3 separate regions of the Mus musculus genome follow, and all the other regions are linked to region 2. The links are chromatin loops, found by intact Hi-C in ENCODE. Cell type or tissue: heart. All regions are shown on one strand. Region 1 has its middle 19 kb from the start of Gm40359. Region 2 has its middle 23 kb from the start of Klf14. Region 3 has its middle 7.0 kb from the start of Cpa2.

Region 1 (8,000 bases), 52 kb after region 2:
AGGTTCAAAGACTTGAATGAGGATCTGCAGATCGAGTGGAATTGTGAGGACTAGAGTCTGAAATGGAGCCTTGTCACGTAACTGAACACGCGCATCATAGAAGTCACATGCAGACGGAGCCAAGAGAGTGCTTCCGCAGAGATGGAGTCTACTCCAGGAGATGCTGGGCACAGCGCTGGGTTAGGAGTGTGACGTTAATGTGACATTAGTTGCTATGGCAACAGCAGTTTGAGAAGCTTGATTTTGAATCTGGAAGATGTTCTGCTGTGAGTACAGTGGTACTCAGCTGCCTCTCATGCTACAGATAAATCTCTTGTGAAAGGAAGAGTCAACTGATGCATCAACTATCACTGCTGACTTATGAAATTGCCCCAACTACCCCAGCCTTTGGTGCCCCGTGCCCTGTTTGGTCAGTAGACATCAGTACCCCTCAAAAGATTATGATTAAAACTTAGATGGTGGTTAGCAGTTTTAGCAATAAGGTATTTTTAACTGAAGCATGCATACAGCTGGAGAGGGGGCTCGAAGGTTAGGAGCCCATACTGCGCATCAGGTAGGTAGCTCACAGTTGTCTGTCAGTCCAGCTCCAGGGGACCGGCACCCTTTCTGCAGACCCTGCGCTCATATACACAAACCCACACAGACACACACATATATACATGCTCAAAAATGTTGTAAAGATTTGCAACTCCACTGTGTCTACACAGCACATTTTCTTTATCTGGTCATGGTACCCAGTGGTACCCAGACTAATTCCATGTACGTACACTCTGTTCTCCTCACTAATCTTTTGGTCTCAAGTAAGCTCACCGTCTCCCGCAGGGGTCTCTGCAGAACAACTTGTTTCACTTTCTGCATGGGGATTTTCTTTCTTTGGCATCCTCAGGATTATTAATTGTGGGGTAAATTTGAGGTTTGGAATGTGTTAGAAGACTTGCTCATTCTTAATTTTAAAAGAACTAGGTATCTTCTCTCACACACACGCACACACACACACACACACACACACATTTCTGGGGTTTTTTGTTTTGTTTTTAAGAAAAAGGAGCAGGCTGCAGCTTCTGCATGACTGGAACGAGAGGCATGTCTGCTCTACAAGTGGCACAGGATTAGAGACAGAAACCCATTTAATGAAAGGCATCTTCAGGACCACCCACATGCACAAGCTCTTTCCCAGGCTCCTTGAAGAGACCTAGAAATGTGTCTTAAAAAATGTCACAGTGCTGTAAAGTTTGGAGTAGTGTGACATTTATCGGAACCTCTTTATCAGATGTCTCTTGGTCATAAGCTTTCTGAGGCTGGGTTCTGTTAGGTGGCGTTGGGCATGACTTGGGTTTGGTTGGGGGGGGGAGCCGGAGGGGCAGAGCTTGGGATTCTTGTAGTTTGGGGTTAACAGGAGGAATCTGCTTACCATCACTTCTGTGGAACTGTTACCGCAAGGGGGCCCGGTGCAGGAACAGCTTTCAATAATCCTGGCACCATTCATACCTCAACCCCACACGCTGGCATAGAGGTGTGGACTGGTGGTCATGTTATGGTAAGAGTGTGTGCCCAGCACCATAATGATGTTGGTAGAGATGCCAACAGCAAATGCCGGTCCACAGGGAACTCTGACATACCTTGTTAGACAAAGACAATGGGAAGCTCAGGATGCGACATATCTAACCAAAATAAAAGGGCTCCTTTATCAGACTCCATAATGTAGCACACGCAATTGTAAATACTACTGTGCACTTGTATAGGAATCCCATGAAAGAATTTCTACAGGGCCCATAGCACGCTCACAACGGTTCCTGTGGGCAAAGTTGTTCCTCTTATGCAGTCCAACAAGGAATCATAAAACAGTTTTTTCCAGCTGGGTGAGGTGGTGTGCACCTATGATCTGAGCATCCAGAAGTCGGAGGCAGGGGAATCACGAGCTTAGTCTTTGTAGTGAGTTCCAGGCCAGCCAGGGCTACACACAGTGAGACTCTTGGCTCAAAAACAACGAAAATTGTACTAGCTATACCAGAAGAGTGAGTTATCTTTCTGGAGAAAACACTATAAAGTTGCTGTTATATGAACCAGTGATCAAATGTCATGTGGCCAAAACACAGGAAAAACAGGGCTTAAGCCAGAATTTTTTTAAGGGCAATGCTGGTGATATTTGTCAGCTTCTTCAAAAATATTATGATAATGTTTATAATTTTAAATCATATTCTCACCTAATTTACATTTGTGAATTAGGTCCTATTGATCACAATAAGCCTTTAAAATTACACTCAAGCTTTAGAAGACCTGGGTACATATACCCCTGGTTACATGTGGCTTCACTGATAACCATGCAGAAGAATTATAGAAATAAGAATTAATGTAATAATATTTGTGATCGAATTTAAGATTCAATTCCAAAAATTACTTTAAAAACACTTTTTCTAAATGTGTGTGTGGGGTGGGGGTGGGGGAGACAGACAGGCAGGCAGAGAGAGAGAGAAAGAGAGAGAGAAAGAGAGAGAGAGAGAGAGAGATGTCTGTGTCACACTGGGCGGGTAGAGGTCAGGACAGTATCAGCTGTTCTCAGCTTTCATCCACCAGGCTAGCTGGCTGGAGCATCCCAGGATTCTCCTGTCTCCACTTCCCATCTTAAAGGAGGCACACCTGCGGTAGATGTGCTATGGTACCAGTGTTTCATGGACTTTCTCAATCTAAGCTCGGGTCCTCACATTTGTGCACCAAAGTCCTTTTCACACACAGAGCCATCTGCTCTGCCCTAAAATTCCGATTTAATGAGCTTATGCAAAGAAGTATGCAGACATGTATATATATATATATATATATATATATACACACACACTGATAACTTTTGACAAATGTGTCAACCTATGAAACAGCTCTCAAATCAACATAGAACATATTTTCATCATCTTCCAAAATTTCTTTGTGCTACTTTCTAGTAAATTCTCCCCACACACGGAAGTTGTTCTGATTTTCATCACCAGAGATTAGCTTACCTACATGTGAACTTCGTAGGAAAGGACTTACACAGGGTGAGCCCTGTTTGTGACCGATTTCTTGATTTATCTTGTACACGGCAGTAATTTCACAGGCCAGGTTGACTATGTTAAGGCAGGCCAAAGCATAAACAAGATCTCTGGGCCTATGAGGATATTCCTACAAGAGATTAGTATCAAATTGGTCGACTGAGTTTGATCTGTAGGTGGGATCTGTCCTCACCGTTGTAGTGGATGTCATCCAGGCCTGAGGCTTACATAGGACAAAAGTGCAGAGGTAGGCTGCCTCTTTTTCTCAGCTAGGCCAGCCTCTGCTTCCTTTCCCTGGGTCTGCCATCTCCAGGGCTTACAGCGCCAACGCTACCCACCCCCACCCAGCTTTCCAAGCCTTTGGATTCAGGCTGAGTTAGAGCCAGCAGCTCTACGTCGCCATCTTGTGGCCACCAGAGGATATGGCAACATATCATCTCGGTCGCCATTATATGAGCCAATTCTGGCTTTCTCTTTATGTCTGTACCCACATCAGCTACATCACATCGACTCACCCACCCATCTTTTCTCCAACTCCTGTCAGTTACCTATCTGTTATCTATAACTATTCGTATGTATACAACGTCTCTTCCCACCTTTCTGGATAACTGACTAATATGTCCTTTGAAGACTTATCTATGCTGTGGTATACACCAGCAATCCGTGTCTCTCTCTCTCTCTCTCTCTCTCTCTCTCTCTCTCTCTCTCTCTCTCTCCCCCTTCCTTCCTTTCTTTTTTCAATTACAGAGTGGTATTCAGTTAACAGAACAACAATTATCTTCATATAAGCTGCATCAAAGACTACTGAAGATTAAAAAAAATAATAATAAAACCAAAAGAAAAAAAAACAAAAACTTAACTACTGTCCCCATATATAACTAATTTGTGCTGTGCACAACAAGAACCTGCTTTAACTTTCCAATCCGGTCCACCTCCCTGGGGAGTAGTATATCACTGTTTCCTTATTTGCCTGATGAACATTTCGTTATTTCTAGACTTTGTTTATTATGAATAAATATATATAAATATGTGCCTAAGTAATTTTCGGAAGATGGACTTCCATTTCTCTTGGGGATGTGCTGTGGAATTCCTCCATCCTATAGAAGGTAATTATTGAAACATTTTCCAAAGTGGTCTCAGTTTCAACCCTGACTCAGTGGTTAATGAGTGAACTGGTTATTTTATTTTTAACAGCATCCGAAGGGGTGTGAAGTGGTATCCTGTCTGTGGTTTTTTCTCATAACTCCCTGATGAATAATGAGACCGAGTGCCTTCTCAGGTATTTACTGACCGCCCCATCCTCGTTATCAAGTGTTTCCCAAATAGCTTGAGTATTTTAATTTGGATTATCTTTTACTAATTTGCATACACTCTGTAAATTCAGTTCTGATTGAAATCTTTAATTAGTTCAGATCTATCTATCTATCAAGCATACATTTTTACACAATCTATAGTCTGTCTTCCATGGCTTAATTTTTTTTTTTTTTTTTTTTTTGAGACAGGGTTTCTCTGTATAGCCCTGGCTGTCCAGGAACTCATTTTGTAGACCAAGCTGGCCTCAAACTCAGAACTCCACCTGCCTCCGCCTCCCGAGTGCTGGGATTATAAAGGTATGCTCCACCATGCCAGGTTCCATGGCTTAATTTTTAAATTTTATAGTTAGAGTTATATAATTCCACAAATGGGGGTTTCTGTAATATACACCTTTACTTGGTTTCCTCTATGAGTTAATAATTCAAGTTCTCCTAATGTATGGGGTTTCTCCACTTCTCTTACCATTGACTTCTAATTTAATTTGGCTGTGGCCAGACAGCATGACCACCTCAGCAAGTTAGCAGCATATCATCTACCATCACAGTAAACATCTGTGCAGGTGTGGTGAGAATATTTAAGATCTGCTATCAGCAAATTTCTGATGTACAGTAGAGTATTGACTATAGTAGTCATGCTGTTGGCTGGCTCTCCAGAACTTTCTTCCTATCTTTTAACCAACAGCTCCCATGTCCCCAGCAACTCCGCAGCTCCTAGCAACCCCCATCCTATACTCCGCTTCTCTGATTTCATCTCGTGTAGATTCTGCATATCAATGAGCACACTGCGGGGTTTATACTGTGTCTAGGTTATTTCCCTTGGCATCATGTCCTCCAGGTCAAGCTTGTGACAAATGACAGGATCCCTTTCGCTTTGGGCTGCACAGCAATCCACTGTACGCCTCCCTGTCACTCAGCCGCCAGGGACCAGGCTCAGTCTGCACTGGACTGCTTGGAGCAGCCGTGATCATAGGAATGTAAGCATGGCTCTGACATACTGAGTTTGTTTCCTTGCGTCTGTAACCCCAGGGTAACATTGCTGGCCACGGGGCACTCACTAATGAAGTGTTCCGCTTCTCTTATAACTTTATAACCTTAGTGCTTTCTATCTCATAGTTACATTTAGATTTATCTCCTTTTTGCTAGTTAAGTTTTATGGAGTTCGCTTCTCCCTCCAGGGTTCTTGGCTGGGCCTTGTTCTTAGCCAGGCTGGGTGCTCATCCACCTCTTCCCCCCTCACGCTGAGGGGGAGGGGTGGGGATGTGAAGCTGCCCATCCTCCCCTCAAAAGTGTCTGTGCTCCATGCGGGCCCTCTCACCTCATCCCTCCTTAAAGTGTGCCAAGGTGTCCTGAGCAGAGTTATCCAAGGGGAGTTTTTCAAGGGGACAGATACTGGGGGGAGCCTTCTTTGCTACCTTGCTGTCCACACCCCAGCCTCTGGCATTTGATATCAGCTTGCTTGGAATTCATGCCATTTACTAGTGTGCAGATTAATTCTTTGCATAACACCTCTGAAGGTTTTCGTCCTCACTCCTTTCCTCTCACTCTCCTGAGGGCACCGGCGTGAGTGGAGGAGTTGTGTGCCTCTGAGGTTCTTCTCACATTTTCCTTCTCTGTTCTTCAGACCACACACTGCTGACGTTTGTCTGTTCAGTGCTGGGGACTGAACCCAGGGCCTTGAGCACGTGAAGCCAGGGATCTACCACTGGGCTGCAACCTGGGTCTTGGATATTTTGACTGCTAAGATCCTACACATTAGAGAAGGGAAGGGATCAAGGTGGGACAGGAGGGAGACAAAAAAATCCTTTGTTGTCTATTCTTATAAGGCCACTGTGTTGGTTTATATATGCACGGCCCAGGGGAATGGCAGGATTAGAAGGTGTGGCCCTGTTGGAGTAGGCGTGTCACTGTGGGCATGGGATTTAAGACACTCATCCTAGCTGCTTGGAAGTCAGTATTCTGCTAGCAGTCTTCAGATGGAGATGTAGAACTCTCAGCTCCTCCTGCACCATGCCTGCCTGGATGCTGCCATGTTCCTGCCTTGATGATAATGGACTGAACCTCTGAACCTGTAAGCCAGCCCCAATTAAATGTTGTCCTTATAAAACTTGCCTTGGTCATGATGTCTCTTCACAGCAGTAAAACCCTAAGATAGCCACTAATCCTACAACGACAGTCCTTTCCACAGTCGTGGCCTCACCTAAACACAAGTGTCTACTAGAAGTTTTATCTCCAAATATCATCAGATTGGAGGACCAGGCTTCCACACGTAGATTTAGAGGGTTTCACATTCAGCCCATGACGACATCTCAGTGGTCTTCAGGAGGCTCTGAGGTGTAAGAGAACTAATTACCCAGCATGCTTTTGAGGTAGGGCTATGCTATTGGGGCGGGGTGGGCCATGAGGGTGTATGTGTGCATATGTCTGCCTTGCTGTGTCTTCAGTCCATTGATGATCATGATTAGATTTTCTGTAATCTCATTTATTCCCATTTGACCTGTGTCCTGTGTTGTGCTAACAACCTTCCAGTTTTAGTGAGATCTTGTGTATTTGCCCTTATGTACCCATGACTTTCTGTAGTAAACAGAGGTGCTGTTATGGGGCCAGTGACGTGTGACATCATTGTGATGTGTGACATCATTGTGCCTCATGGTCCTTGGCATCATCAAGAATTCTGCTACTCGATGGGCGGTGGTGGCAAATACCTTTAATGCCAGCACTCAGGTAGATCTCTGAGAGTTTAAGACCAGCTTGGTTTACAGAGCAAGTTCCAGGACAGCTTGGGCTATTCAGAGAGATCCTGTCTCAAAATGAAAAATGTGCTTTTCATTTGAAACATGTTTCCCAATGCTTTCTGATCTTATTCTCCATATCTTGCTTTCGTGTGGCTTTGCAAGCCTGTTATACTTTCCTATCTCCTCCATTTTAGCCGTTTGCAATCACTCTGCCTCTGTCTCCTGAATACATCTCCAGCTGACATTTGTTCTGCAGTGAACCTGTACTTTTCTTTGAGACATGAGTGTCTTTTATTATTATTATTATTATTATTATTATTATTGGTTCTTTGTGAATGCCACATCAGGCACCCCAATCCCACTCATCTCTCCTTCCTCTTGTACCCGCCCTACACACTTGTAACTTTCCCCCTAACAGATTTTATAAAAATCTCATTGTGGAAGCTGTAGTATGTCACAATGTTTGTCCACATTTCTTGGCTCACAAATGTTCATTGCAGAGTCATTGCTGCGGTCCCAGGCCTCTGGCTTCCCCTACACCATCAATACTGGATCCTCACTGGGACAGCCTCCTCTCAGATACCCTGTGGTTGTCCTGGGTCACGGAGATACTGCAGCCTTGGATCTGCAGGACCAGCCCCTTCACTCACTTCAGCAGTTCATTGATGAAGCAAATGTTGGGGTGCACCAACTCAGAGCCCTGGATCTGGGCTTTGGTGGTAGCTGAGCTGGTCAGCCTGTGGGGACTGGGAGGGGGAGGGGCTAGCTCTCCACCCTGGTGAGTGTCTTCTTACTTGCACAGAAATGGCTGACATTTGCTTTACGAAATATTTTATTGTTCCGTTTCCCCCGCGCTTTGCTTTAATATGTAGTCTGTCCTCTTGACCCTTTAAAGCGGCCTTCTGGTATTTACCAGACTTTGAAAATGTATTCTC
Region 2 (8,000 bases):
TAAAGTTGGGATTTTTAACACATTCCTAAGTGGTTGCTGCTGGTCTGGGGATGTCAGCTGGGCACCACTGGCATAGAACCCCAATGGGCAGCAGGCAGGTAAATCAGCAAAATGGAGTCCAGTCCCCAGCATTGCATAAACTGGGGGCAGTTGTCATCTCAATACAGGCAGGAGGAGCAGAATCTAAGGTCATCCCTCAGCTACATTCTGAGTTCAAGACCAACATGGGATACATGAAAGCTTTTCTTAAAAAAAAAAAATCAGTGAACAGAATTAAATTTAAAAAGAAAAAAGAAAAAACTCATTTGAGCCTCTTCCCACATCCTAAGGAAATTCCAGTGGCTTCCCTAGGATTTCTGGGGGTTCATTCCTCACATAGCCTTTGTCCTAAGTGGGGCTTCCTGAGTGCACCCCTCCCCCCACCCCCTCTAGCACAAGTTGGTGTGATAGAGCAGCTATGGTGAACATCTGTTCCAGCCTGCCTACAGACCCTCTTCCTGGTGTGCTGTGGTCTAGTCTGCTTCGGGATCTATGAGTCACCTAACAGGCATGTATACAGCAGGCTGTTAAAATATCTCATGAGCCTAGGCCATGGGGTTGAAGTAATCTCAGTTGTCTTCCTGGACCCTGGCCCTGGAGAGGGATGCTTTCAGAGCAGCAGCCCAGATGGGGGCCAGCACTGCTTTTCCAAGCCTCTTTTCTCAATATATCCTTCAATTCTCTCGTCTGCTCCCTATCTTCTGATAAGTCCAGATGCTTGGAAGTTAGCCACAGTCCTGCCCAAGAGACGAAGTAAAGGTCTGAGCTCTGTGAGGTTCCATACTTCATCAGCTCTAGGAATGCAAAATGGACCGTTAAACAGACTTCTGTCTGTGGCCGCCAGAACCCATGGCTCTGCTCGTTCTCCTGCAGGCTTCCTTAGCTCAGATGCTGTCAGGCCCCACCTTCTCTTCTCCCACCCACCTGCCCCTCCCCCTGACTTCCATCTGCCTCTTAGTGCCTCCTGCAGAACTGTTCTGCATTGTCCCTTTCAGTTGTCAGGTGACACTCACCCTCCAAGGCTAAAGGTCCAAGACAATCTCACAGAAAGGGATTCCCCCTATAGAACTGTGGAGCCTGCTCTAGAGAAAAAGAATACAGCTTTCCACCTTGCAACAATTTGAAGGCCTACTATGTGCTGCAAGAACAGTAATACTCTATTTGATGCAGCAGATCCTTGTATTCTGAAAACGCTAAATTAACCACCAGAAATAAACCAGCAAGCCCAGGCATGTTGGCTCCCATCCTCAGTCCCAGCGGTCAGGGAGCTGAGTCGGGAGGATTGCAAATCCAAGGCCAGATTGGGCTACATAGTGAGACCTGTCATAAAAACCCAAACTAAATAAATAACTAAGCCAATAAAGACTTCTTTGTCAATCAGGAGAGAGCCACTGGCAAATGTTAATGTAAGAATCAACGAATGGATTGGAGTGGGGGCGGTCAGACTATGGCCCAAGGCATTCGTAAACATGGCCCACAGCTAAGAACTTTAAAGAAACCTTTTTTAAAAGAAATTGCAATTGATGGTAAAATAGCAACAAAACTAGGTGGCAGAAACCTATTTATCTCACAAACTATAAGTGATTCTTCTCATCAAACTCTAGATCAGAGAATTCTTGGTATCAGGAGACCAAGGCTGGGGTGAGAGACCCCAGGCTCCATGGAACACAGCCAGACTGGACTGTTCAAGGGTCATCTACTGGGGTCACAAAGCCCGTTTTGCCTGTCACAGTAGACATGGCTAACTCTGTTGAAATGGAGAAGGGAAAGGTTCTGTGATCACCGGGCTAACCTCAGAGATATGAGGTGGAGGCAAAGAGGTTGCAAAGGGGGAGCTTCGGTCTCCATGTCTGGAGGCCCTGGGAAGTGGGACAGGGGTCTCATCGGAGGGAGGGGCAGCAGGGAAATTCTGGGCTGTAGCCTTCCCTGATTAAGAGGATGTCTGTGGGCCGGGTGGTCCTGTCTTTGGATGTTCATGAGTCCAGCAGAAGAGAGATACAAGAAAACACTGAGAGGAAAGACTCAGGCGAGGAACACTTGGGATTCTTGCTTTCCCAGCGCATTGCTAGGGCTCAGCCACAAACAAGGTTAACTGACTCTTGTGCCAATAGCTGTCACCCTTACCTCCTTTCATGCCTGACAGCCCTGTCTCCTCCATCAAAACCATAGCCCTCTACCCCTAGCTCCCCACGGACTGTCACTCAAATTTGTATTTTTTTCCTTAGTGCCCCGATCTTAATCGTTGTTTATCTCCCTTATTAGGACCCAGATAAGGTCAGCAGAGACGGGGCCAGGGCCAGCTTGCTCTCCTCCTTTCTCTGCATTGCTTTGAACTGCACCTGGCACACAGCAGGTGCTCAATAAGTGCTTGCTGATTGAATCCAACAATCCTATTTCCATTAGAATATTCAGGGGCCTGTGGAAGGGAGATGAGGAGTGCCTTGCTGACTTCTGAGTGGGGCAGGGATGTTGCCTTCTTGAACTCAGGGCAGCTGGGATTGCCAGTACAAGATTGGAGTCCCCATCTACACCGTGTAATCAGTAGAAGGGGGAGGGATTTATCCACAGTAAATGATTGACAGGGAAGAGGCATTTCCTTCAGGGGTATAGCCACTGGTGAGGGGCCGTGCCCCTGAGGATAACCTCTCCCATGTGGTCCAATTAAGTAAACATAAATAAGCCATCAAAAAATTTTTAAAAATGTGAGAAAGTGGCAGGAGGAGTAGGTGGGAAGATGGGGTTCAGTAGGAGTGAGGGGGAGAAGGAAGAGACGTGGATAAAGGTGACTGTGATCAGAATCCATTAGCTCATGGATGGAGCACCATCAGGAAACTCCTTATCCCAGCTAATATAGCTAATAAAGGTGAGACAGAGAAGAAAAGCACAGGGAAAGCACACTTGAAAATCACAGTTTGTGGCTAAGAAACTGGATGTGGTCAAGGATGGTTTCTCCAAATCGAACATTAGTGGAGACGTGAGCTTATTTTGTGTCCTAAACTACAGGTTATATACCCAAATCAGCTGCCCCTTATATTCCTCTTGGCAGGTATTTCTGTAAAATGCTGCGTTACTAGCAGAAGGAGCCTTGCCTGGTGCTGGAATCAGAGTCCAGGAACCTGCACATTTCCCAAGAGTGGGATGTCTCATGTCACATTTGCGTGAGGATGACACATCTTTCAAGGGGATCAAACACTCCGTGAGCATGCAGTGCCTTTCTCTCACAAGATAATAACAGCCCACACCTAGTGCTCACCCGCTGCCAGCATGATGTCTTAGGCATTTCCTACGTCATCTGTGCAGTAAGATTCTGAGTAACAGTGACTATTTTGAGTGTTTACAATGTAGCATTCACTTAATGTTCTTTGTATCAGGTCTTCTTTAACCCTCTCCAGATTCCTATGCAAGAGGTCTCATTGTAGCCTGGAGTGGTGGCGCAAGCCTTTAATCTCAGCACTGGGAGGCAGAGGCAGGCAGATTTCTGAGTTCGAGGCCAGCCTGGTCTACAGAGTGAGTTCCAGTACCTACACAGAGAAACCCTGTCTCGAATAAACAAACAAACAAAAAAACAAAACAAAACAAAAAAGAAGTCTCATTGTTTCAGATAGGGAACAGGAAGCCTGGAGGAGTTGGGCACTGATCAAGTCAGAAAGATCAGTAAGTTGGGGAGTGGGAATTTGGACTTGGTAGCTATTGGGGTGGGGCAGGCTAGTGATGGAGACTTACTGGTTGTTTCTAGACTCCATGGGTCCCAGCTTTTATAATAGCAGAGCCACATCTACGAGACTCCTGTTTTAGGTATCAGACAGTTCCGCTTACATCTTTTTCTAAAGCAATTGCTTCTCCTGTGAGTGGACTTGTCTGTCTGTCTCCTGTCATCAGCAAGGGCTGATCAGTCTTCAAATCGCATGCATCCCTGTGAAACAGGCTGCCGTTTTAACTCTTAAAACAGGGGACCATGTTTTAAGTGAATCAGAAGAACATTCCATTGCGACTCGTGTTGAAACCATCAATAAAATCACAAGAAGGTTTTTATAACCATCACATCATTTTTTGTGTTTTGTAAATCTGGAACTCTGCCGTGTTGGATTTTCTTGGGAGAGGCACATGATTTGAAAGGGAACCTTAACCTTTTAATTCAACGTAGCAAGTGTTTTTACACTTCTAGGGATTCAAGCTGACTGGTGAATGAACGAGAAATGCGCTTTAGACACAGAGTTGCTTTCGTGCGGTAGCAAAACACAGGATCTAATTTGAGACTCTGTAAAACTGCTTTTTAAGGATCTGGCGGAAAAGGATGTCACAGGTACAAAGTACATAGTGTCCAGAGCTAAGATAAAGAGAAGCTATCTCATCTTGGAATCGACATTTTATTGTTGGGAAGGGTTTACATTCATTTCCCCTTCGAGACGACTTGATAATCTTTGTGGAAGCTTTTTCTGTTGAAAACGGAAAAAAGAAAAAGCTTTTTTTTTTTTTTTTTCCTTTGCGTCAAGCTCCTGGCGCTGTCTTAGTGGCAAAATGGTGCTCTCTAGTGGCAGAAGAAGGAGTTACTTTTTTTTTTTTTTTTTTTTTTTTTACTTTCTCAGTTTAGTCAAGAAATCTTTTTTTTTTTCATTAATTAATTTACTCATTTATTTTACATCCCGATCGCAGTTCCCCTCCCTTCTCTCCTCCCAGACACACCCTCACACACCCCTCACCCCACTACCCTCCCCTCTTCTCTAAGGAGAAGGAGAACCCCCCCCTTTAGGTACCACCCCTCCCTGGGACATCAAGTCCTTCTCCCATTGAGGTCCAGCAAGGCAGACCAGCTAGGGGAAGGTGATCCAATGGCAGCAACAGAGTCAGAGATTCCCAGCCCCCACCCTGAACTTTTAGGGGACCCACATGAAGACCAAGCTGCATCTGCTTTAAACGTGTAGGGGGCTTAGCTCCAGCCCCCGCATGCTCTTTGGTTGGTGGTTCAGTCCCTGTGAGATCCCACGGGCTGAGTGAGGTTAGTTGACCCTGTAGGTCTTCTTGTGGTATCCTTGACCCCTCCGGTCTCTCAGTCCTTCCCTGAACTCTTCTACAAGACTCCCCCAACTTTGCCTGATGTTTGGCTGTGGGTCTCTGCATCTGTTTCCATTCACTGTTGGATGAAACCTCTCAGGAGACAGTTATGCTAGGATCTTGACTGCAAGCATAGCTGAGTATCATTCATAGTGTCAGGGGTTGGCTCTCTCCTGTGGGATGGGGCTCAGGTTGGGCCAGTCATTGGTTGGCCTTTTCCTCAGTCTCGGCTCCATCTTTCTGAGCCTGAGCGCCGGCTGTGTATGAGTGTTTTTGTATGAAGGATGTCCTGACAACCGATAGCTTCTTATGAAGAGCTCACATGGCTGGACTAGACAACGATGAATATCTGCGGGGCCTTCTATCTGCAATGTCACAGTAGTGAGAACAAGAGAATTCTAGCCAGATCTGGAGACATGTGGCAAAAGAATATGTCGGTTTTTTAAAAAGAAAAATGTTGATTGGCTTTTCTTCTATTTAATATAATTACATGTTTATTGTAGGAAATTTTAGGAAATACAATTGAGGTTTTAAAAATTATTCCCCAGTTCCATCACCCAGAGACAATCAATTGGATGTGCATAATTTAACTTTTAACAAAATGTTGCTTATGCTTCATAATTTCATTAAATCACTCAATAGATTTTTGAGATGTTTCCTGTTACTAAATACACGAACATGACATGATTACACCTTTTAAAAATAGCAATTAGTTCATGGTTAAAATTGGTATTTAGTTAGTGAGAAAGAGATTTCTTTGGGAGAAAGTTTATATCATTGTAACAGTAAATTGAGTCTTCTTTTAAGACTATGGTCGGTCATTTAACTCTGTGTTGCCAAAGTCAATGTTACCATTTTTATCATAAGCATCTACACCATGATTTGAAAGTTTATTTCTTTTACTTTGATTTTTTTTTTATTTTTTAAAGTTAACACACAAAGATACACATTTGTTTATGGAGTTTTTATACCTAGGTGTTATTTTTCTTTTGTCGTTATCTGTCTCTCTCTAGCTGTCTTCCCTCATCCCCTCACTCCTCGCTTTCTGTTTCTCTACAAATACTCTCTGCTTTCATGTAATATGGATTTCATTTCTCTGTCCCACTTAAGATTTCTTCCTCTCCTGTTCACCCCCCCCCCTTTTCTACACAGAGAGGGGGAGGGGGAGTGAGGGAGAGGGGAAGGGGAAAGGGGGGAAGGGGGAAAGAGAGAGAAAGTGGGGGAGGGGAGAGAGGGAGGGGGAGGGGAAAAGGGGAAGAGGGAGGGGAAGGGGGGGGAGAGGATGTTTACCTATATGAGAGAAACATCCAGCATTTGTCTTTCTGGGTCTGGCTTACTTTGTGTAACATAATGACTCCAAATTGGACTCATTTTCCTGCAAATCTCATTTCATGTTCTTTGTAACCAAATACAATGTAACCGTCCCACATTCTTTACCCATTCATCTTTTGATGGACACCTAGTTGGCCCGTTTCTCAGCTATTGTGAGTTCAGCAGCAATAAACATGGATGTGCAAGGGTCCCTGCCATGTTGGGTTGGAGCCTTCAGGTATATGTTCAGCAGCAGCAGAGCTAGGCTGTGTGTGGCAGCTCTGTAGTACCTACATCAATTTACACTCTCTAGTGCTTTTAATAGCTATGGCCCCTATAGACTCATGTATGTGAATGCTTGGACAAAAGGGAGAGGCACTATTAGGAGGTGTGCCTCCCTGTTGGAGTAGGTGTGGCCTTGTTGGAGGAAGTGTGTTGCTGTGGGGATGGGCTTTGAGATCTTATGTGTTTAAGGTATGCCCAGCGTAGTAGACCATCTTCTCTTTGCTGCCTGTAGATCAAGTCGTAGAACTCTCAGCTCCTTCTCCAACATCACACCTGCTCACTGCCATGCTTCTCACCATGATCATAACAGACTGAACCTCCGAAACTGTAAACCGGCCTGAACCAAATGTTTTCTTTAGAAGAGTTGCCTTGGTCATGGTGTCTCTTCACAGCAATGGAAGCCTAAGACACACTTCCCCCAGCAGTGTGCGAGGATTCCCTTTTCCCTGCATCCTTACCTGCACTTGTTTTCTGGAGATGGCCATTCTAGTTTGCACGTTACAATTTTTAATTAGCAATTATTTCATGGCTACGTGTAGATGTAACTTTTCTTTTCCTGTAGTAATTGTCATCTCCCAAGCTTAATAACTCCATTTGGTAACCTAGGCCTGCTTGCCTCTGTAGAGTCTAATCTAGGCTCAGAATGTTTTTAGCCTCTGAGACTTGCTGCTGAATAAACTCACCCCTTCCTAGTTCTTTTTTGATCTCTTGCTGGCTGTTTCAACTCAGCTGTGCTGGCTCAAACTGCTGTCCACACTGATTGGTTCAATTTGGCTTCTCTTGGCCTCAAAGTAACTCTCACAATCTGCTCTAATCTCCTGGTTCTTTCTCTGGGCTGCTCTGTCTTCACCTGTGTCTATCTTGTTCTCTCTCCAACCTGTCTCTGAACAACTCTCTCAGGAAAACTGCCTCCTTCTCTCCCCCTCTCTCTGGACTATGCTCTCTTAAGCGGCCTCTCTTTTCTCTCCTCTCATGAACATTGGGTATATTCTGTTCTGTCAAATCTTTCTCTGATTCATCAGTTTGTCTGCCACTCAATTAGACATCACTTTCAAACATGGCTGCTTTCCTCTACAAACTAACTTTACCTTCATTGTTTGGAATGAAAAGTGAGTACTAAGGACATGTGTGTATCCCAGCCAGAGGGATTAAAGGTTCGTGCTAGTGGCTGAACCATCCCACAACTAGAAACAGGTTTTTTCAGGAAATAACACGATCTCAGGGTTCACAGTGTGATCAAATATCCTGCAACAACTAAGGATACCCAGCACTTTCTACATTTTTATTACCTGCTTATGTTTCTTATTTTGACA
Region 3 (8,000 bases), 450 kb before region 2:
GCATTAGCATGGTATATAGACATCCATGTAGGCAAAATGTCCATACACAAAAAATAAAATAGAAAAAAAAAGAAAGAAAATTATTTAATTTATTTTAAAAAAATATTTATTTTTATTTTATGTGCATTGGTGTTTTGCCTGTATATATATCTGTGTGAGGGTACCAGATCCCCTGGAACTGGAGTTATAGATAGCTGTGAGCTGCCATGCAGGTACTGGGAATTGAACCCAGGTCACAGGTCTTCTGAAGAGCAGTCACTTCTCCTAACTGCTGAGCCACCTCTCCAGCCCCTAGGAATTATTTTAACTAGCTTACAAAGTAACAGGCTTCCTTATGCATTGTCATACATGCTTGAGTTTGATTTACTGCTCTTCCGCCAACAAAATTATATGTAGATATTTTGTTCCTTTCTTTTTCTTTCTTTTTTTTTTTTTTTTTTTTTTCCCAGACAGGGTTTCACTGCGCAATCCTGGCTGTCCTGGAACTCACTCTGTAGACCAGGCTGGCCTCTTGAATCAGAGATCTGCCTGCCTGTCTCCTGAGCACTGGGATTAAAGGCATGTACCACTATCAACTAACAAAACAAAACAAAAAAACAATGCTCCCCCAAATACTTAACAAGTAAAATAAAAAGATAAAAATTTTGAAACATAATATATAAAGAACTTTAAAAATAAGAAAAAGCCAAATAATTTAGCAGAGAAACTGTCCAAATATTTAATAGGATCCTCACAAGTGATAAATTTCAAGTGACCAATAAATTTATCAAAGAGATGTTCAACTTCCCACTTACAAGAAAATCAATGAAATGTTTTTTTTTTTAAATTTTAGATTGATACCGGCCTCTTTTTTTTTTTCTCTCTCTCTCTCTTAAAAAAATACTGTAGTTTTGGGCAGATATGGGAAGCAAGCTCTCTGGAAAGCATTGTCCATGATAAAGTTGACAATGTTGGAATCGTTAAAATGATTATATCCAGGACCAGCATCTCCATTATAAAGAATCCAGCCATTTGTCTTAGGCATTGGAAGCAAAATGACGAGGGAACGTCATCAGAGATGGCCACCACCATCTGTGGCTTTCAGGCCCAACCCTTCCAGAAGTCAGCCTTTGGTAAGTGTGGCTGCCGTGCAAACCTGAGAGCCTAACGAGACTCAAAAGAGTCAAAGAGACTAACCCTGATGACCTGGCCAGCCAAGCTCCTAGAAAACTCTATGGAAGATTCAGATATGGACTCTGTGAAGGAGCAGCCAGTAAAGCCACAAGGGTGCCTGTTGCTGTGCCCAGTTCATCTCGTGGATTTCAATGATCAGTCATAAATATTCTGGTTTAAAAAACTGTAACAAAACAAAACAAAACAAACACCCTTTCAGACATACAAAACCAAACACAAGTAAGGAGAGTCATAATGTATTCCGTGTGCTGCAGGTTCCAGGTCCTCAGAATGTGCCTTCTGAAAGTATGTTATGTTCTTGGATTAGAAGCACTGTGCATATTGTAAGATGTTCAGATAACAGTTTTGTTAAAGGAAAACGAAATTGAGCCCCCTGAGAGGATTCTTAATGGTTCCATGAATATTATTTCTGGATGAATTTTAAAAAAATGAAATAATTAGACCTCTTGTTGTGCAAAACCAGGAACCAAATAGATTTAGATAAATGTTTTGATTTTTTTCATTTCCTCTCTTTTTTTCTTTTTGTTATTTTGAGTCAGGGTTTCTTTGTGTGGCCTTGGCTGTGCTAGACTCACTCTGAAGACCATACTGGCCTCATGCTCACAGAGTTCTTGCCTGCCTCTGCCTCCCAAGTACTGGCATTAAAGGCAAGCACCACTAACCATCTGGCTTTTTTGGTTTTTTGAAACAGGATCTCACCGTGCAGAGGAGGCTGGAATCCAACTCACAGATATCTTGTCTGCTTCGGCTTCCCAAGGGCTGGGATGAAAGTGTGTGCCACCACACCTGACTTTGGATAAATATTTTGGGATACTTTTTCCTAATTGAATCTCTTGGTATTTGCTATCTAATTTGGAACAAAACATGTTGAGAAAATATATCATCCGTCACCATCTGAATCCACTATCTAAACTCTTGCTATCTCAATTTGAATATAAGTAGATTGGGATGGCCAGGGATAACTGTAAATATATAATATATTTCTCTTATATGAGTTACAATTAGCACACATTATTCAGTAATAGACTTTTTTTTGCATGAACAAATCTACGACGTAGTTTCTATTCATAATTATCTTTTCTCTCTGTTTTCAATGGTTGTCTACTCTTTCATTGTGCAAGTTGCATGTCTTTTTCCAAAATGTTTGGAACCAGAAGTATTTCAAATTTCAGATTTTCCCAGATTTGGGGATATTCTCTCACACCCACACCTACATATAAAATAAACTGGCTGATATATATAGAAAAAGATTACATAGAAAAATATAAATATATAAAAAAATCCAACTGCTAGTTATCATGGAGTACAGATTGAGGTGGGGACAATAGACAACTTTTTGCATGACACATTTTCAGTAATGTTTGACTATTGTGAGAAAAGCATTTTGGGTATAGAACAGCTAAATATGAGAAACATGCAGAAAGATGTTGTTAGGAAGCAAATTTTCAGCAAATGGAGGTTGAGCTAGGATTTGTGGTAGGGTAGCATCCCTGAAACACAGAGAAGTGTGGATGACGGTGACTTCACTGTCAGTCAAAGGTGGACTGGTCACCATCAATCACTCCCCCTACAAGAATTACCACGCTGGCTCTTTGCATTGGCTGTGAGGAAGTCCTGTTTTATTTTTTGAGAACCGGCCCATTTCCAAGTTCAGTTTGGTTGCATGATATCTCTCACGTGAGTGACTCCATTTTAATCTGGTCTGATCAGCTGGGGCCTAGTGCAAAAGAGCTCTCTAAAACAGCAGGCATTAAACTTTCTTTAATGGCTATTCCTTGAAGCAGTGAAAAATTAGATGCCATAAACTAGTAAATACATTAGTGTATCGATTCACAGATTGGAAAACAATGAGACATCTTCCTCAGTACAATAAAATACTATACTTAATAATGGTCTATAGGCACAGAGAGTTGGCTCAGCAGTTAAGAGCCATGGGCTTCCAGAGAACACAGGTTTAATTCCTAGAACCTGCAGGTCAGCTCACAACCCTGGGGCTCTGAGGGCAAAGGCTCGGAGGTGGTGCACACACAGGCAAAACATTCATACACCTAAATAATAATAATTACAACAATAATGTTTTCTTTTTGTTTATGTATTTTATATATTATTGTTATTATAATTGTAGTGTGTGTGTGTGGAGAGAGAGCGAGAGAGCGAGCGAGAGAGAGAGAGAGAGAGAGAGAGAGAGCACAAGCGATGGCAGACTTATGGAGGTCGGAGGACAACTTTTGGCAATTGTTCTGTTCTTCCACCTGGGTGAAGGCAGAGGCCCTCCAGGCTAACACCTCAGGGAAGCTCGGTGACACGCGTCGCAGGCTAACTTCTGCATCCGACTTTAGAATGTGGGCTCTGGGGACTGCATTCAGGCTTCCCTTGGCAAGCGCCTTTCCCCACTGACCCTCTGCCAGCTCAACCATGTTTTCATACAGACCGAACTGTTATCTTAGGATATTCTAAAGTCCTCAGTTCCCTCTGCAGTGTCTTCACTTTTGTTTTAAATATGTAGCCCATGTTGGCCTTGAAGTCATAGAAATCCTCCTGCCTCAGCCTCCGAAGTGTTAGAATCATAGGCATGTGCTACTACATTCACCCAATGTTTTAATTAATCAAAACAGGCTGAAATTGGAGATGTTATCATCAGCATCACCACTACCATCATTATTATTTATTTTATTCCCTTGGGAAGTAACGCCCTCATCTTGTTATAAGAGGTAATCTTACTCTTTTGTTTATGCTTTAGACTTTTCTACACACTTCCAGGAAACTGTTATGTTTGATGCTGACAGACTTTATTTAGACATCTTTTTTCCATCTGAACTAGTGATGCTCAATAGACATCTATTGCAAACACATATGTAATTGTATTTGTGGAGGCCAGAAGAAGTCACTAGACTCTCCCTGGAGCTGCAGTTACAGAAGGTTTTGAGTTGTCTATTATGGGTGCTAGGAACCGAAATCGTGTCCTCTGGAAGAACAGCAAGTGCTCATTCAAGGCCAGTTTGGGGTACATAGCAAGTTCCAGGCCAGCCAGTGCCATTTAAGTTACAATAAGAGCAATTTTGCAAAAAGTAGCCAAGTATGGTGATTCATGACCGTAATCCTAGTATTTGGAAGGTTGGGCAGGAAGATTGTCATGAGTTTGAGGTCAGTGCGGGTTACACAGTGGGTTCCACACTAGCCTTGGCTAAAAAGTGAGCCCCTTGGCCAAAAAAAAAAAAAAAAAAAAAAAAAAACAATCGTATTCATATTCCAAATGTTTGGTGCCCAGCACACGGACAGCAGAGGTGTAGAACGCGTCCTCTGGATACTGCTGGTCTAGACACTGACTGTCTTGTGGGTAAAGAACCGATGGAGAAAGAGAAGGGGAAGAAGTCAGATCTCACTGCCATATAGGGGACCTTACTTGCTTCCTACTGAAAGCAAGTAGTTCCTGAGCTCTGAGGACTTTAGGAGCTGCAATTAAAAAAGGATTTTGTGGAGGTAACATAGTCTTTCTTCCCAATTGATTATATATATATGTATATATGCATATATACACATATATAGTCACACACATACTTGCCTACTGGACCTTTTGCTACAGGATGGCAAAAGGCTTTCTTGGGAAGAGGTGAGAGGGTGGAAGTCTGGACCTTTCGGGAATGACAATGGTTGTCTGTAGGTAGCAGCAGAAGGGGGCAGCAGAGAGCCGCCAGGTGCATCAAAGGTTGGGTAGAACCCAAACCAGGAGCTCACAGGTCAAAATGAAAGCCAGGCTGGAAAGTACTTGTGGCAACTTTTGGCTTCTAGCATTACGTTGGTAGGTTTGGCCCTTTTCTTTTTACCTAAGTTATAACAAAAATGAAGAAAGTTAAAGTTACTGTCTACCACAGGGGAGTTTTGGCAATCACCGAATCATTTATCATATTTCTTCTTCTTCTTCTTCTTCTTCTTCTTCTTCTTCTTCTTCTTCTTCTTCTTCTTCTTCTTCTCCTTCTCCTTCTCCTTCTCCTTCTCCTTCTCCTTCTCCTTCTCCTTCTCCTTCTCCTTCTCCTTCTCCTTCTCCTTCTCCTTCTCCTTCTCCTTCTCCTTCTCCTTCTCCTTCTCCTTCTCCTCCTCCTCCTCCTCCTCCTCCTCCTCCTCCTCCTCCTCCTCCTCCTTCTTTCTTCTTCTTCTTCTTCTTCTTCTTCTTCTTCTTCTTCTTCTTCTTCTTCTTCTTCTTTTTCTTCTTCTTCTTCTTCTTGTTTTGTTTTGCTTTTTTCCGAGATAGGGTTTTTCTTTGTAGCCTTGGCTGTCTTGGAACTTGAGTTGTACATCAGACATTGTTTCTCGCTGGCACTCAGATCCACCTGCCTCTGCCACTGAGTGCCGGGATTAAAGGCGAGTGAGCGCCACCACTGCGCTCAGTGTATTTCTTATAGATATGTACTCATCGTTTTGTGTATGTATTTTGTTTCATAAGCTGTTTGAAAATGTTCTGTGAACTTCTTTTTATGTCTTTAAAATTCTCAGTACTTTAAACATCTAATTTTTTTAAAAAAATTATAATTATGTTTGTCTATATGTCGGTATGTGATATACTGTTGTGCGGTCAAAAGCCAGAGGTGACAGATCCCGGTAGTTGGTGTTACGGCCTGTTGCGAACATCCCAGAATGTGCATGTGGGTCCTCAGCAAGAGAAGTCTGAACTCTTAATCACTGAGCCAGTTCTTCATCCAATCTTAGTCCTTTCTACATTTGTGTGTGTGTGAGCACATGCTAGGGACTGAACTATGGACTTCAGACATGCCAATCACTTGGTCTAACCCAGATCTATATTGTTGCCAACCCTACCCACAGCATTTTTTTTTTTTTTTTTTTTTTTTTGGTTTTTCGAGACAGGGTTTCTCTGTGTAGCCCTGGCTGTCCTGGAACTCACTCTGTAGACCAGGCTGGCCTCGAACTCAGAAATCCGCCTGCCTCTGCCTCCCGAGTGCTGGGATTAAAGGCGTGTGCCACCACGCCCGGCTCCCCACAGCATTTTTAATGATCAACACGGCTCTGGTTAGTGTGGACTCATTTTGCTTTATTTAACAAACTATTACTTAGAACACACTAAGTTAGCCCACTTTTTCATCATTGGATGAATATAAATCCTAAATCAATCTTTGTGTCACTATAATGATTTTCTTAGAATAAGTTCCTAAAGTAGCATGGTAGGCATCAAAGTACAGATATAGATGATTCTAGGTTTGAGTTGCCAGGGCTCACTCAAGCAAATGTAGCAGGGTATACTCTTCCCCAGAGAATCTCTCTAATCTTCCACCAACTCAGTAATACATCACTTTTTTTTCCCCTCAAGAAACAGAAAGCCAAACCAAATCAACTAACTAAACAACACCAATAACAACAAAACCCCAGCAAGACCTAACAACTTCAATAATCTGACTGGCAAAAACAACATCAACAATAAAACGACGTCTCATTTTTAAAAATAGTGTTTTAAAAGATGGCTTGGTGGCATGTGCTTGTAATCCCAGAACTCAGGAGGTGGATTAGTAGTTCAAAGCTGGGGGCTGGTAAGATGGCTCAGTGTTAAGAGCCCTGACTGCAGTTCTGAAGGTCCTGAGTTCAAATCCCAGCAACCACAAGTTGGCTCACGATCTCTCATAGTGAGACCCAACACTCTCTTCTGGTACATCTGAAGACAGTTACAGTGTACTGATTTATAATAATAAATAAGTCTTTAAAAAAAAAGAAAAGTAGTTCAAAACTATCCTCAGGATCAGAAGTTTTGGGTCAGCCTGGACTACATGAGACCCCCATCTCAAAAACAAGAACAAAACCAAAACAACAACAACAACAACAACACCCCAAGTGATTCTGTGATTATTACAGATGATTATCTTAATTTAAAAATGTGTGTTCATGTGTGTATGTGTGCACGAGTGCATGTGTATGTTCGTTCATATGCATGTGTCAATGTAGGTGCAAATGTAGAGACCAGAATTTGGGGAATTGGTTCTCTCCTATGTGGGCCAAGTAACCAAACTCAGGTGGCAGGAACTTTTATCAACTGACTCATCTTGTCCCTGTAAATTTTATTTATTTAATGCCGTGGTGCCGGGGATCAGCTCCAGGGACTTGTGTGTACCAGGCAAATGCTCTGCCCATGAGCCACTCAGACTTCTTAAAATGCTTAATCTGTGTGTGTATCCATTTTCAGTAGTGTTCATATTCTACACACAAACACACCCTTGCCTCACCCTCCACCCCAGCTGCACTCCCCTCCCCCGCCGAACCAGCCTGGCCTTGAACATCCCCTAACTCCCCCTTGGCCTTTTAGCTAGTGAGATTACAGACATATGCAACTATGCCCAGCAGGGCTTCACTTTTAAACAAAATTTCTAGTTTAGAATCACTTTCAGAATAACTTTACATTTACAGAAAGAGTTGTCAAGATGGTAGAGAGGCGGCTGGGACTCCCTTCCCCCGGCTTCTGCGAACACTCACATCTTGTCCAAACACAGACATTCCATAACGGCTTAAAGGTGTCTTGCTTTAAAGGTGCTGCGAAGAATCAGGCGGCTCTGATGGGAATTTTTGTTTAAAGCCTGGCTGATTGAAACCATAAATTCTGTGTATTTTGCAGTCAAAGCGCTATGTGCTGAAGCAGTGTTAGGAGTTCATTAACTCTGCTGCAGAACTCACTTTGCTACAAATAAACAGACTTCAACAGACAAAGACGTCCACGTCCGGAGTTTTGATGTGGAGGACTTTTGGGGTCTGGAAACTGTTCTGAGGGATTTAATTTGTGGTTGGGTCTCCTCTGGTTCCGTATAGCATTCCCCCTTTACCTTGTGGTTAGG

The links. Peaks named below come from ENCODE experiments on the same cell type or tissue, not always from the same donor. Only the 100,000 strongest peaks of a DNase experiment are listed, where the experiment ranks them.
Region 1: a loop joins it to region 2, with 8 times the contacts of the local background. A loop is called at or near these places in 7 of 42 quality-filtered maps.
Region 3: a loop joins it to region 2, with 6 times the contacts of the local background. A loop is called at or near these places in 25 of 42 quality-filtered maps.

Annotation. Positions count from the first base shown.
Region 1 is chr6:31,029,804-31,037,803 of GRCm38, forward strand. No RefSeq gene overlaps it. Among named protein-coding and RNA genes, the nearest start is that of Gm40359, 19 kb to the left of the region's middle. In heart, a CTCF peak has its summit at 3,429 (motif pointing left); no DNase peak of the experiment used is centred here; H3K27ac peaks cover 485 bases.
Region 2 is chr6:30,978,298-30,986,297 of GRCm38, forward strand. No RefSeq gene overlaps it. Among named protein-coding and RNA genes, the nearest start is that of Klf14, 23 kb to the left of the region's middle. In heart, a CTCF peak has its summit at 4,557 (motif pointing left); no DNase peak of the experiment used is centred here; H3K4me3 peaks cover 310 bases; H3K27ac peaks cover 1,819 bases.
Region 3 is chr6:30,530,689-30,538,688 of GRCm38, forward strand. No RefSeq gene overlaps it. Among named protein-coding and RNA genes, the nearest start is that of Cpa2, 7.0 kb to the right of the region's middle. In heart, a CTCF peak has its summit at 4,825 (motif pointing right); no DNase peak of the experiment used is centred here; H3K27ac peaks cover 2,330 bases.